Regions from separate parts of the Mus musculus genome. Here region 2 is linked to region 1. The links are chromatin loops, found by intact Hi-C in ENCODE. Cell type or tissue: gastrocnemius. All regions are shown on one strand. Each heading gives the region's core, and the rest is flanking DNA. Links, peaks and the distances in the headings are about the cores only.

Region 1 (2,809 bases), core at 301-2,800:
ATGCTACCATTGAGCTCTTCTTCCTGAATGCCAAGTCCTGCATCTACAAGGTAGGATTGTGCTCTTCCCATTCAGTTTCCAAAAGAAATAGAAAATACCAAAATATTTCCCACAAGTCAGTTTATTGATTAGGAAAAGTTGTTTATTAATTAATTGCTATTAATAAATGAGAAACTGCATGTGAGGAAAGCCGCCGGCTGAACAACAAGACCTCTTCTGATCTTGTCACTGTCCATGCTTGGGCATGCTAGGGGCGTGTTCTTCATGGGAAGGAGGTCAAAGTAGCCAAAAATTGATCAAGTAGTCACGTCATGTCCACAGTGAAGAGCAGACAGAATGGGATGTGCACACACTCGCTTGCCTGCCTGTGCTCAGCTCAGCTTTCTATCCTCTAATATCACAGTTTGGGGCCCCTGTCTAGGGAATGATACCGCCAACAGTGGACTGGGCCTTCCCATGTCAGTTAACTTAGTTAAGACCCTCATCCACAGACCACAGACCTAGCCTAGACAATCCCTCACTGAGACTCTCTTCCCAGGTGACTCTAGATTCTGCCAGGTTGACAATTAAAGCTATCCATCATACATTCATCCTATGAAACTCACATGAAGCACAGGCTTGGACTTTTATGTGAGAGGCCTGGATCCTCACAGCTCTCCCATGAGGAAGATGAGGCACAGGGAGACTTCCATATCTAACGGGCAGAAAGTTACTCATTTGGTTCAGGGGAGCCCAACTGCAATCGCCAGGTCACTCTCTTTGCAGAGTATACCCAGAGAACTTCAAATGTGAGCATGTCTCTGGTAAAGTGGGCACTAAATACTATTGGAAAATTCCAAGGAGAACTCATGGCTTATGAGTTTCCTATTTCAGTAGATCCCGTTTTGAAGCACTGTAGTGGCTCACCAAACTTCAAAGCAGGTGGGCTGAGATGGGGAGCAACTGCCGCTTTCTCTTGGGGAAGTTCTTTGCTGGATTGCATGGGATAATTCCACCATTCAGAATGGTGGAGGGCCTGGTAGACATCAGGTTCCCCTCTGCAGAAAGACTTCACTTGGTGGTAACTGATGAACCAGGACATAGACTGGGCTCAAACCCAGAGCACACAGACAACAGTCCTTTAAGTCTTGCTGACTGGTGGGAAAAGACATTAATTGTAGATCCAGGTTTTAAATTCCTTCCTTCCACTAATCCTTAATTTTCTTATTATACAGTGGAAAGCATGATAGTATCCAGATACCTTACAAACTATAGGAGCACCTGGTGGGTTTGTTGGTTTTATTGAATGGGTAAGCCCTGATTGAGAGAGAGAGAGAGAGAGAGAGAGAGAGAGAGAGAGAGAGAGAGAGAGAAATAAAGAACAAAACTGAGCACTGTCCACCAGGTGGCAGACTTGAGCTAAAATACATGGCTAGAAATCAGTGAGCTTTTGAAAGGGCACTCATACCACTTCCTGCTGGGTGTCCATGTATAAAGGGGAAGGAAGCTGTTTCCTGGAGTTGCTCGGTTTCTCTTGTTCATACCTGCTGAGCTTGTAGAAACCAAGAAAATTAAATTCTCAGAAGCAAATACTACAGATTTCCCAAGAGCAGGTGCAAGCAGCCTCTAAAACTGGCCTCATTTAAAGTCCAGATGGACTTTGAATGGAGCAATGGTCCTCTAAAGTTTGTGTAGACAGAATAACATCTCAGGACCACTGCTTAACCTCCGTCATCCAAATATTTTCCTTAGTAAGCACACAGATTTCACTAACAGGGTTATGTGTTCATGGTGAGCCTTCTGAAATTTTGCCAAGGAGGAGGCTGATGTTCGTAAGAACTATGAGTGACCAGACTGCAGTGCCCTATCAGCCATGTCCAACAGCGTGGGACAGAAACAGACGTCCACACGGTTGTAGATATTTAGGTTTTTCTGTGGCCGACATGAACTAAATATGAATGTTTGCCTCAGTGTCTTCAAGCTTCATTTTTCCTTTTTGACTAAACGCCGACATTGCAAGCCCATCCCACGTCTGGGAAACTCCTAAGACTTAGCACTGTGCCACACACTTAGCACTGTGCCACGCACTTAGCACTGTGCCACGCACTTGATCAAGTTACTTGGATTCCGATACCCTTTTCTTGGCTACAATTTTCTGTGCCACCCACATGTCCCAGCTGTACACTGAGACATTATCCCAGAAGGCAGGGTGATGTGCACATAAATATTGACTTCACCAGGAGTTCAGTATCGGACCACTTGCTATTTTTTTGGTGCCTGACTGACGGTGTTTTTCTTTGCACTTGCCTGCTTGCACTTTGCAGACTCCAGGTTGAGCATAGGGCCTTACCCGCTTTAGGCGAGTACTCTACCGCTAAGCTATATCTTGGGCTCTCTTTTTACTGTTTTTTTTAAAAAAAAAAACACACCAAGTTATCCAGGCTAGCCTTAAACTCACCATATAGTCCATGCTATCCTTGAACTAAAATTTTTCTGCCTTGGCCCCCTGAAGAGCTGGAATTTCAGACCTGCACCACCATACCCAACTCCTACGGTGTTTTAGAACTACGCTGTTGAAGTAAAATAAGCTATTTACCATGCCTCTTTGCAGACCTACTTCCATTTATATTTTAAAATATTAAGTTGTATTTTTGATACTGAGCAGAGCAGCTGAGAGGAGACTCCGCAGTTAAGAACACTTGTCATTCTTACAGAGGACCCAGGTTTGGTTTCCATCAACCACATAGTGGCTCACAGTTGTCTGTAACTCCTGTCTTAGGAGACCTCATGTACCTTGGTCACCAGGTACTCACATGCCATATATAGATGC
Region 2 (2,809 bases), core at 90-2,589, 100 kb after region 1:
TACTTATGCCTCTGGGGAGGTAGCCAGGGTCTCTGGGGTGAGGTCTGTGTGGCCTGTACCAGTGACCAGGACAGGGGTGTTAGAAGATGCTTCATTTATATACTCAGGTGTTGGGGGAGGGGGACTTATAAGGTCAAACAAGGAGTGAAGGCTGATAACTGTCAGGATAATAAATTCTTACTAGGGTTGTTGTGGCCGGAGCTGGCTTTATGGCTCCAGGTTGAGACTGGGGAGATAGCCAACCCCTGCTGGCCTACCTTTGAGGTATCCAGGTTTGAGGCTCCCTGGACCCTTCTTCCTCTGTAACCCTGGGCCATCAGGGTCCCAAAGGACTGGGACCCTCTTCCTCTAAAACACCTTGAGCCGAGCTGAGGCTATAGCTCAGTGGAGAGCCTCACAAGAGGCTCTGGGCTCCACTCCGACATCACAGATTAAATATGCCAGGATAGATTATAGGAAATTTAAGAAGCTTGTGAGGGAAGCATGGATGGTAGAAGGCGGATCTGTCAGCACTTAATCATACCTCACAGATATACTTCCAATTCAGGTTTTTCCTCCAACAAATATTTATTGAGTACCTACTGAATGCCAGCTGTCATTTTAACCCTGAGGACACAGGGATTAACAGAGCAGATAAAATCCTCAAGAAGGTTAACTCCCCTCCCCCCAGAGCAAAGGAGATCTGTTTAGTGTCTCTCCAAACATACGTCATGGCATAGCTCCATGATAGAGCACTCGCTTAGCATGTCTGAGGCCCTGGGCTCATTTCTTAGCACCAAATTTAAAAAGGAAAAGTTAGAACGTAATACTTCATTTGCCTGATTAATATGAAGCAATCACTTGTTGGTGACACCAAATCCAACTCAGACTTTATTCGCACTTAACCAGACGTGACAGCGGTGCCCTTCACATTCAGTTAAGCCTGCAGTCTGGGCTCTGCCTTGACCTGGATTGACCCCAGTGTGGGAGGGTCACAGAGCCCTGGCACATATGTGAAGTGTAGCTCCAAGGCACTGACATGGTGTGTTTGGGCAAAGGCTCCATCTCTTGTGGAAATAATGTCTCTGATGAGTTCTTCCTCCTCCTGTCCATGCAGAAGACTCTCAGGTTACCAGCACAATATCCCCCTTACAGTCGCCACACAAGGGACTCCCTCCTCGGCCACCTTCATCACACAACAGGCCTCCTCCCCCACAGTCCCTGGAGGGACTCAGGCAGCTGCACTATCACCGTACCGACTATGACAAGTCACCCTTAAAGCCCAAAATGTGGAGCGAGTCATCTTTAGATGAGCCTTATGAGAAGGTGAAGAAACGCTCCTCCCACGGCCATTCCAGGTGAGCTACATTGGGACACCCAAATGAGGTCCCCGGATATGCTCAAACAGAATCAAAGGCTTGCCCCACATTAGAACCTACAAATATTGCCAAAGGATACTCTTTTCCTTCCTGGAACTCACAGTTCAGCTTTGCGCACAAAGCCCTCTGCTGGCAAACCCCCAGAAGTACAGATTTGTCATCTGAAGGTAGGGAGGGGGGAAGAGGGGAGGAAAGGGTTTGGCTCATAGTCAACCTGTTGGCAGATGGATTTAATGCTGTTACATTTCACAGGAATTAATTAGGAAATTGTAGCCAGCAGCATTCCAGAATGGCAAAGGAGAGCCGGATCTGAGGATCCTCAGGGTGGTATAGAACCCTATACGATCTTCCCGCAGAGTTCTGGAGCCAAGCAGCTGAAATGCAAGCTGCACACATTATCAGCTCATTGCTTGGTTAATATCAACGTCGTAGAGAGGATTATCTGGAAGACATTTAGGCCCGCTTCTGTTTTCCTCATGTTCCTTAATTAGCTCCAGAGGGTACCCTAGCAGGTACTGTATCTTGTAAAACAATGCTTGTTAAGGATGAAGGCTCCAGAGAATAGTCACCCTGTGCTTAACTTCGAGGAGTGGAGGGGGGGAGGTGGGATAGTGAGAGCTGGAGTCCCGGGCAAGCTCTCCCTGCAATTAGATCTACTGTCCCAAGCTAGTCAGCCCCTACCAACGCTGCCACATGGTATTCGTGTGATCAGCATGGCTTCCCTCTTCTCGCTTGCAGCAGCCACAAGCGCTTCCCCAGCACAGGAAGCTGTACCGAGGCAGGAGTAAGCAGCTCCTTGCAGAACAGTCCCATCCGAAGCCTCCCACATTGGAATTCCCAGTCTAGCATGCCATCCACCCCAGACCTGCGCGTCCGGAGTCCCCACTATGTTCATTCCACAAGGTGAGTCTGCTGGGCCTTTAGGCCACCTGCCTTTCTGGGCCAGACCCTGGTGTAGTAAGACATCATTGGCTCCAATCTAGCCCAGTTAACAGGGGAGCTAAGGTCCACTTTACCCTGGACACTCAATATAGTCAACTCTATCCATATCCAGGGACTTGTGGGGCCAGAGAGCCCCAGCCTTCTGAAGACAGGTAACAAGGATCCTAGTAGGAGTGGAAACAGGAAAACTAGCCCAGTTAAGGTGGGAGAGTGCAGCAGCCATAGACACCCCAGGCTAACCTTTGCTCTACCCTCCGTTCCTCATATATCTTTCTCATGAGGTCTAAAATCTATTCTGGACCCACTTTAATGCCTCAAGGTGTACATTTATAGTAACCAAAAGAAATGAACCGAAAAATAGACTTCCCTGAATCATATCCCTTCTCTAAGAGGTAAAGCTGCATCACAGAAGGTCACTGGTGAGGGTGATGTAGTACACTTCTGCCTGGATGTGGCCAAGAGTCGCTAGGAATTTGCATAAGACCTCCTATTGCTGGGTTCTATCACCT

What was found. A loop is a pair of places that touch in the nucleus more often than their neighbours do. Peaks named below come from ENCODE experiments on the same cell type or tissue, not always from the same donor. Only the 100,000 strongest peaks of a DNase experiment are listed, where the experiment ranks them.
Region 2: it touches region 1 in a loop (8-fold over the local background); 32 of 42 quality-filtered maps call a loop at or near these places.

The regions. Positions count from the first base shown.
Region 1 is chr2:4,498,024-4,500,832 of GRCm38, forward strand. Frmd4a (FERM domain containing 4A) reads left to right here. Exons shown (of 23, transcript NM_172475.3): 5 at 1-50. The region is part of intron 3 of Gm39751 (a long non-coding RNA gene); the gene reads right to left. Among named protein-coding and RNA genes, the nearest start is that of Gm39751, 14 kb to the right of the region's middle. In gastrocnemius, for the core only: a CTCF peak has its summit at 1,394 (motif pointing right); a DNase peak (open chromatin) is centred at 1,399; H3K4me3 peaks cover 685 bases.
Region 2 is chr2:4,600,019-4,602,827 of GRCm38, forward strand. It overlaps Frmd4a (FERM domain containing 4A), which reads left to right. Exons shown (of 23, transcript NM_172475.3): 19 at 1,097-1,337; 20 at 2,097-2,261. Among named protein-coding and RNA genes, the nearest start is that of Gm13179, 6.9 kb to the left of the region's middle. In gastrocnemius, for the core only: a CTCF peak has its summit at 1,494 (motif pointing left); DNase peaks (open chromatin) are centred at 228, 977, 1,232 and 1,512; H3K4me3 peaks cover 283 bases; H3K27ac peaks cover 504 bases.